Regions from separate parts of the Homo sapiens genome. Here all the other regions are linked to region 1. Evidence: chromatin contacts called from ENCODE Hi-C or POLR2A ChIA-PET data. All regions are on one chromosome and are shown on one strand. The core of a region is the stretch at or near the end of the contact, and the rest is flanking DNA. Distances in the headings are between cores, read along the strand shown.

Evidence for each region. A loop is a pair of places that touch in the nucleus more often than their neighbours do. ChIA-PET counts read pairs that join two places held with the same protein, here RNA polymerase II (POLR2A). Pooled maps may share reads with other maps.
Region 2: a loop to region 1 is called in a pooled map, with 5 times the contacts of the local background. The contact joins the enhancer-like site here to the promoter of SKIL in region 1. A Hi-C loop is called at or near these places in 5 of 37 single-sample maps with no recorded cell type and 9 of 50 pooled maps. POLR2A ChIA-PET finds 5 or more read pairs at or near these places in 2 of 52 experiments (Panc1 and T-cell).
Region 3: a pooled map shows a loop between it and region 1 (5-fold over the local background). The contact joins the enhancer-like site here to the promoter of SKIL in region 1. A Hi-C loop is called at or near these places in 4 of 37 single-sample maps with no recorded cell type and 8 of 50 pooled maps.

The regions. Positions count from the first base shown.
Region 1 is chr3:170,356,237-170,359,030 of GRCh38, forward strand. It overlaps SKIL (SKI like proto-oncogene), which reads left to right and starts at 1,479. Exons shown (of 7, transcript NM_005414.5): 1 at 1,479-1,527. RefSeq lists an enhancer at 52-151 and silencers at 432-1,331, 1,492-1,721, 1,772-1,901, 1,992-2,061.
Region 2 is chr3:171,253,897-171,256,677 of GRCh38, forward strand. All of the region lies in intron 2 of TNIK (TRAF2 and NCK interacting kinase), which reads right to left. Among named protein-coding and RNA genes, the nearest start is that of MIR569, 150 kb to the left of the region's middle. RefSeq lists an enhancer at 1,892-1,941. Within about 2 kb of position 1,500, at least 6 of the 41 ENCODE cell types and tissues checked have a DNase peak (open chromatin) inside an H3K27ac peak, as active enhancers do.
Region 3 is chr3:171,282,184-171,284,883 of GRCh38, forward strand. The region is part of intron 2 of TNIK (TRAF2 and NCK interacting kinase); the gene reads right to left. Among named protein-coding and RNA genes, the nearest start is that of MIR569, 180 kb to the left of the region's middle. Within about 2 kb of position 1,396, at least 13 of the 41 ENCODE cell types and tissues checked have a DNase peak (open chromatin) inside an H3K27ac peak, as active enhancers do.

The DNA.
Region 1 (2,794 bases), core at 229-2,728:
TATTTCCAGCCGGCCGACTGCAAATGTGGGCCCCCACAGGAACAACCCGAAGCAGTAAAACTAGAAGAAATTGGACGAAAATGGGGGGGAAAAAAGGGACAAAGCTCGAGTCTCCTGAATTTTGTGCACTGCTACTCGGTGGACTATTTCAGTTCCTGATCTTGTGGTGGGGTGGAGAAAAGGGGATTTCTTGGTGTTTCGAAATGTGACGGAGCAGCTCTGCAGAGTTCAATATGCTAATCGGCTACCCTGGGAACCAGGAAGACCACCCTACACGCCTCAGAGGGTCACAGCCGGAAAGCTCTTGAGTCCTATCTTCCCTACCTCGTCTCGTCCCTCTCCAAAAAAACACACACACAAAAAAACACCCTCAGTAAACACTGTAAAAACCTTTAATTTATAGCTCCCTTCTGGAACCGAGAGAGCAGCCTGGTGGGGTGGAGGCAGGAGGCTGGGGAGTAGGGACAGAAATGTTTGCTCTCGGTTTTGCCGGAACTTTGGCCACCCCTCCCGCCCGGCCCGATGGCGGATGGAGGTCAGCCAGGGGAAGGCGTCTGGGTGGAGGCCGCCCGGGCGAGGCCGGGGCCGCCGGGGCGGGGCGGAGCGCCGGCAGCTGGCTGGGCGGCCCTCGGGCAGGAGGCCCCGCGGGGGCGAGGGGCAGCCCAGGAGGGAGGTCCCGCGGGGGCGGGGAGCAGAGCCGGCCCCGGGGGCCCTGCAGGGCGGCCGCCGCCCGGCTGCCTCCGGGGCGGGGCGGCCCAGCTGCGGCCCCGCAGGGGGAGGGTCGCCCGTGCCTGACCTCGGGCGGCGGCACTCTGCCGGGCGGGCACTGCCTCCGCCCTGCCGGCTGCTGGGGTCGCGCACAGTGCACCGCGCGGCTGCCCTGCCCCCTCTTCCCCGCTGCGCGGCGTCCGAGCGGCCAGGGCGCCCCCGCGTCTGGCCCATCACCACAGAGCGGCGGGTGGGGCGGGGGCGGGGCGGTGGCCCCAGACAGCCGGCTGGGCGACTAGAGGAAGGAAGGAGGGAGGGCGGCGGTGAGGGTGGGGTGGGGAGGGAACATCCTGTCTGCGCCGGGTGCACCGCAGACAGCGCCGCGCGCCAGCTTCCCAGACGGCGCGCGGGGCCAGAAGCGCCGGGCGCGCGCCTGGGGGGAGGGGCACGCGCGCGAGACGACGGGGCCAGGGGGGCGCTCTGAGGAGCCACAATAGGCCAGACGGCACGCGCGTCCACGAGGGGGCCGGGAGCCGCGAAGTGGCGGCGGCGGCGACGACGCCGGCGGGCCCGCGCGCGCGGCGCCGCCGCTGGCTCCGTTCCCTTCCCCTCCCCCTCCCCGCCGCCCTCGCTCTCCCCCGGGCGGCCGGAGACGGCGGCGGCGTCTGCGGGAAGCTGTGTGTCTCCGCAGTGACGTGGGCGGGCCGAGGACTCGGTGACGTCAGAGGGCTGTGTGTAGCGATGTGTGTGGGGTTCGGAGCCGCGCCGGCACAGCCGAAGGGAGCGGGCGAGCGGCGACGGCGGCGGCGGCGGGCACAGGTGCGGCTCCGGCTTACGGCGGCGACGCGGCGGAGGCGGCGGGAGGCCAGAGGCGCTCACCCTCCTAGGAGCCCGACGGCGGCGACAGGGGCGGTGGGGAATTCACAAAGCTCGTCGAGCTTACCCGGGCACCGAGGCCCGAGTAGGGGGTTTGGATGCGCGGGTCCCGGGTGGGGTCGGGGCCAGAGGGGGTCGCTAGGCGGGTGTTCCACGGCTGATCACGCTTCGTTGGCCCCAGGCGGTGGGCGCCGGCAGGGCAGGGCGCTGTAGTTGACGGGAGCCGCGGGGACCCCGGAGACCCGGACGCCCGTCACCGCCCCCCTCCCCCAGTCCAGCAGCGCTCCGCGGGGATGCCCTGGTCTCGACCCGGTCCGTCAGCCCCCGGCGGCGCAGGGATCCGCGCCCGGCGCCTAAACTGCCCTGGTGTCCTCTTCGTTCTGGCCCGGGGCTGGCGCGGGGAGGTGCAGCATTAGGGGCGCTGAGGTGACACCCGAGAACTTCCCAGGGAGAGGGTGCGCGGGGGGGTGGATTTCCACAGTCCTTCCCGCGGCCCCCGCGGGGGGGCGGTGTTGGGAGGGCACTTGGGGTTATCCCAGGCTCGCCGGTGGGGGTGGGGGGACTCCTCCCTTTACTTCCCTCCACCCCCTTGCACACCCACCCCCAGGCTTCCCGTGTCCCTTGTTCTCCCTCTCTCCGGGTTAGAGATAGGTGGGTGGCTTTGAGTGGGCGGAGGACTTCAGGGTTTTAGGGGCTCCCCCATTCTAGGTCATGCCTCTTGCTCTCTTCCTTGGCCTGTGTTGAGTAAGGTGTGTTCCTGTGGTGGACGAAAGTCTGTACGATGGTTGGTGGCATTGGTCCTTAATCCTTTGGGTCTGTTTTAAGGTAAAGTGCTGAGAGTTTGGGAAGCAAAAATTTCTATTTATTGGATTTCTTTTGGCTTTTCTCTCAAGAAGGAAGTGGAAAAAGAGTCTTTTCTTTTTCCCTCTTCCTCCATTTGCATTCTTTGTGAGGTTTGTCTGCCTTGTGCTTTTTGTCCCGGATTAGTCTTGTTGAAGGATGGAGATTCCCAGGCGTGGAGTCTATAGCTTTTGGCTTCCATTAAGTAAAATCGCTAACCTTTTTTTAAGAGAAAGTTAATTTTTGCCTGCAGTCATTCCAGAAAAATAGTGTACACGGACTAGCTGAATTAATCCACTTAAAATTGTAACTTAGTTACATATGGTAGATATGTTAACTCCTATCTGATTTTTTTGGATGAAACTGTTGT
Region 2 (2,781 bases), core at 250-2,749, 900 kb after region 1:
GAATGTAACTAGCTGTCCTTCAAGAGTTTAAATAAAAACACACAACTAGCAAAATTATGAAGTGTGTCTTTCAGGATCCATTTTTCTGGACATGACTCAGACAACCAGCCATTTAAAGCCCTCTTTACATTTAGTGTTTTTAATATCTGCTCTTAAATTCTTAATTCATCCCAAAGTGCAAATGATTAATATTAAATTTCCTTTTTTCTTAAGAATGTTTATTTTAGCAAGAAAATAGTAACTTCCAGTACTTGTGGAACAACAGAACAAAGACCTTCCATACCTCATTTATATTGATCTTAATGTAGCGTGTCTATTACTAAAGACATTTTACAGAATAAAACCCCAAATAGTCTTAAAAAGATAATTTGATTTTCTTAAGGACCATTCTCCAAATTCTTCGGACCCCAAAGACCACACCACACTCTTCCTCTATCAGGCTGCTACAAGATGAAGGAATGATCAACTAATTTACAGAATTTTAGGCTTTACCTAGAGCAGTGGAGAATGCAGTTTTTAGAGTTTTAATATTTGCTCACCCTTCCCCATATAAAGCAGAGTCTCAAATATAAACCCAGATTTCCTGCCTGCAACTGTAAATTCAGTTTCTGGATATACATCACCAAGATAAACTGTTAGATACAAGCATCACCCAGATGTTTTGTAGTATTCATATTAATAATCCTATAAGCCTCTCTTTGGGGCAGAAAACAATGATCATTACTGATCCAATTTCCATTACTGGATGAAGACTCCCAACTACTAATACAGATACATGTGTCTATCCCTCCCTTTACAGCTAACATATAAGGGCTAAATGGAAATCCTAGTAGTACAGCATTTATCTATCATTTTGCAATAATCTGTGGGCAGATAACACAATAGCGACTCGTTCCTTTAATTCAATTTCATAATCAGAAGTGATATGCAAAATATAAGTACAGAAAAGCTATTTTCAGAAAATATGATCTGATTTTTCACAGTTTTTGAATAAGCAAGATAAACGTTATAATTTGGAGTATGGTAATGGCTTTGGGAATTGTGTTCTGAGAAGTAAAATAAAAAGGGATTTAGCATGTAGATTAATCATATGGCTTTTCCAAAGATTCAAAATTTTGAGAAAGCCATTTTTAACATATCTGAAAATCACTTAGAATTTTCAGTGCCATCCTAGCCTCTTCCTCTAATTTTGGTTCATAACCACATCTTATTTTGCTGGATTGCAATGGACTTTGAGGTTGCAATATGTTTTATCTGATGCTGATTCAATTTAGACAATAAAGGATTGAAGTTCTTGAAAGAAACATCTGGCCAACAAAACCTGATATGAGCAGAGAAACTATTAATCATTACTTTAGGTTATGGAAAATCCCACATTCAAATGAACCAAAAAGATTCTTGAAAATCTATCCCTCTACTCCCCATGAGGAAACAGTAGATTTTTCTAAAGCTCCCTGGGTGACAAATGCTGTCTGGTTACAACCATCTTAGCTAGAGCTAAGATGGTTTCAGAATCAAACTACAAATCATTTTGAAAGTTTCCTGTTTTGCAAACTCCGGATATAAGCTAAAGCGATTTTTCTATTCACTACCTAGACATCACCTGCTCATCAACAGATTTTAAAGCATCTTGCAGAGGCAAATTTCCAAAAAAGGTAGCCTAAGTACTTATCCACTATACCACCTCTTCAAAAGCAGCAGAGAATAAATACAAAGTTGTCTGATTAGTCAGTAAACAAAATGAATTCAAGCTGAGGTGCCTGAACACGGGCAAAGGAATGTTTTGTGCCACAGGCCCAAAAGAACAAAGCTCATTTTGTTGCACATTATCAGGTGTCATGGTTCATATCCTGGAGTGCCTTTAGAGACCCCAGGTGTGGCTGCTGCTCAGTGTTTCAGAAACATTCTTCTGTTTGGAAGGACATTGAAGAGCCGTAAATGCCACAACAGTTTCTCTACTTTCTAGGCCCTCTATGGTTTTGAAATTCATCCCATCTCCTTGGATTTATATTGATTGTGGGTATGGCTTAGTGGTGATGGGGGAAGGGGTCTAGTTCTCCAGGAGGAACTCAAAGGAAGGCAGTTGTATAGAACCACAGAAACATATAGAATTATAGAATAAAGTATTCTGAGCAGCTAATAAGACGACCATTTACTACTTTGCCACACAGAGGGAAAAGAAGGAAAACAGCTCCCAACAAGGAAAAAAAAAATAAGTACCCAATGGTCCTCTTCCCTCTTTTGAGCATGGCTGTTGTTTCGGGGTTTTTCCAAGCCTTGTTTTTTTTCATCAATTATTTTCTTTGATGCCTACTTCACTATGCATGGGAACAGAAAGCAAACTATTAGAAATTTTCACACTGCCAGAAGTTCAACAAATGAGTCTACAATTCCCAAGGCCCAGGGCCTAGAGAAATACCAGCTGAAATTAAAATAAGGAGAAAGAGAATCGATAAAGAGGTTAATTAGCTTATGTGGTACAGTCGAGGGAGGCAGAGCATTTTGCTGGGAAATAGCCAGGATGTCCCAATGGGGAGATGCAATCTTCTTAACCAAACGAGATGCCTGGGGAACTCTTTTCTCCAATACTTCATGAACACTAAAAAACAAAGCCACAGATACAAAGGACAGAGTGCTGGCCATGAAGAATCATGGGGAGCTACTTCATAAACACTTTAGGAAATACTGTTTTGCCCTCCAGCCAATTTCCTCTAAGCTTCAAGGTCAGAAAGAACTTTACAAAGGGTGACTAGCTGAGGAGTCATCCAATTTACTTCCTAC
Region 3 (2,700 bases), core at 146-2,645, 930 kb after region 1:
TTAGTCCAAGATCTGTATCCCAGCGAATCACAAAGAGGAGAAAGAAGAGCCAGCACAGAGTATTTATAGGTCACTGACTTGGTGCACAGCCAGAAGATTTTTTTTAACCAACATTTCTGCCAAAGGAACTATCTGCAGATTCTCTTAATGGTTTTTTGTTTTTTTTTTTTTTTTTGAGATGGAGTTTCGCTCTTGTTGCCCAGGCTGGAGTACAATGGCGCGATCTCAGCTCACTGCAACCTCCAACTCCTGGGTTCAAGCACTTCTCCTGCCTCAGCCTCCTGAGTAGCTGCAATTATGGGTGCCTGACACCACGCCCAGCTAATTTTTTTGTATTTTTAGTAAAGACGGGGTTTCGCCATGTTGGCCAGGCTGGTCCCGAACTCCTGGCCTTAGGTGATCCACCTGCCTCGGCCTCCCAAAGTGCTGGGATTACAGGCATGAGCCACCACGCCCGGCCTCTTAATCGTATCTTAAAGCATTTTAAAAATAACAAATGAAACTGAAAAAGATAAATCGAGGTATCTAAGCAGTTACACTGAACTCATTTCTGAAGCTCATGGACAAACTATGTAAAATCTCAAGAGACTGAAAACTATTTTCTATTCTCAAGATTCAAAGTAAAAACTTAGAATACAAAACTCTAAGAAAGAGAAGGCAGAATGGTGGCAGCTCCAGAGGGTGGGCAGAATCCTAATCTTACAACAGACCTGGGCAATTGCTGCTGTTAATTCTACCAGCAGAATGATGTAGGAGGGCTCCTTACAGCCTGGGCCCGCCTTATATTCTCTGCACAATCAGAGTGGAACCTGGGCACCTATTAGTCCCTTTCCATGCTATCTTCCTGTGAAGATTCTTATGAATAAGAAAACGTGACCTTTATCAAGGAATAATTTTATTCAAATTGTGTAAACTGGATATTTTCCACAGTTTCTTGTCAGGAGGTGGGCAGAGAAGTTAAATTTTATACCTACTTTAAAAAAAAAAAAAAGCCCCTCATGTAATGTTAGCAACTGACCAAATACTCCTTGGATTTCGTGTCTGGAGAGAAGGAACTAAGAAAACATACAGTTCTCTGAAATGTTTCCTGGATTCTTTCCTCTTTTTCCACAAAAATAGAACTACTCTTTTTCTTTTTTCTTTTTTCTCTTTTGATGGGGGATGAGGATTATACAGAAGATTTGGCAACCTAAATGAACATGAGAGAAAGCCAATAGTATAACTAAAGGAAGGGGATCGCCAAAACCATTCACTTAGGGGAATTTCAAACTTTGGTGCTAAAGCTTCCAAATAATCAGCATCACCATTCACCAAGGAGCAGAGGAGTTCGGTCTTGCTGACTGCCAGTTAAGGGCTCTGAAAAAAGACAGTCTCCTTGGCAGCCGTTCCAACCTGGCTCCTGCCCCCTGTGAACCAAGGAAAAGTGGAAATCTAATTCCATGTAGCCTGGAAGAAACCTTACAGGTCCAGGGCTGTGGAGAGGTCGGGTGAGGAACAGGAGTTCCCACCATGCCACTAGGGTTCTGGAAGCCCTGGGAAGCTGCCAGTGGCACTGCAGCACCAGGAACTGGTTCCTAGAGAACTGCCTCAAATCAGACACACATAAGGAAGTCAGGCAGTGATGGCGCTGCATGGGAATACAAGCAGAACAATCTCCTCAGAACTACTTCGAGGGTACTGTCTCTCAGCCATCTTCCAGGTTTTCCACAACCCACAAAGGTCTTTCAGGTGGGTATAATTTGGGGTTACTTGTTAAGATGGAGTTACAGCACAGCTTCATTGGCAAAGACAATGGGATCTCATATCTAGAAACAAAACTTTCTGGGTTTCACCATTTGCCCGTTATCCCCTGAGAAACATCAGCATCACCTGTTAACTTGCTTGGGAATGCAAATTCTCAGACCCAACCGAGACCTATGAATCTGAAACTCTGGAGGGGGGCGGCAGGGAGGAGGGCAGGAATTTGTGTCTTAGCCCCTCATTGTTAAGATTCTGATGCACACTAAAATTTGAGAACCATTGAGCATTCTAGAGCAACACAATTTCATGAAAAAATAGCTTTGGAAACAGCATCTGGATATTAGGCAAAAATATGTGCCTGAATAGAAGAAACACACTCCGTTCATAGTAGGGTTCTATTCCCCAATTTTTTAATTTAGTAGTTCTTTGTGAAAAATGTCCTCTCACATGCAGCATTTTAAAATGAGAAATCTGGGGCCTTCTCAACCAACTTCACACCCGCTTTCCAGGGCAGCTCAAAACAAATTACTGATAAATCAACATGGGGCACTCTGAATCATCAGTCCGTCTTTAGAACTCCCCACATGGTCAGCTGAGGCATTCCATTGAGAATGCATCATGTCTTGACTTCTCTCTCTGGCCAATCCTGCCGTCATTGCATTTCTTAATAAACCTCCTGCATGCTAAAAAAAAAATAAAAAATAAAATCAAATGAGCAATTTATTGCAAATAGCCAGTCCCAAAGAAATCCTTTTGCCTTTGTTGTTTCCCTCAAAATTGCACATTATTTAAGGGGCCTGTCTTTTACACATTTTTATTAGCACCTAGAGCAATACAAATCCTCCACAAACTCTAGCAAATATGTATTAATACAGTAATAAGTAATTCTAAGAGCAAGCACTCAAATTAGTAAGGTCTGGTTTCCTGTAGATTACTAAAGCAGGGAAGGAGTAAGGGGGA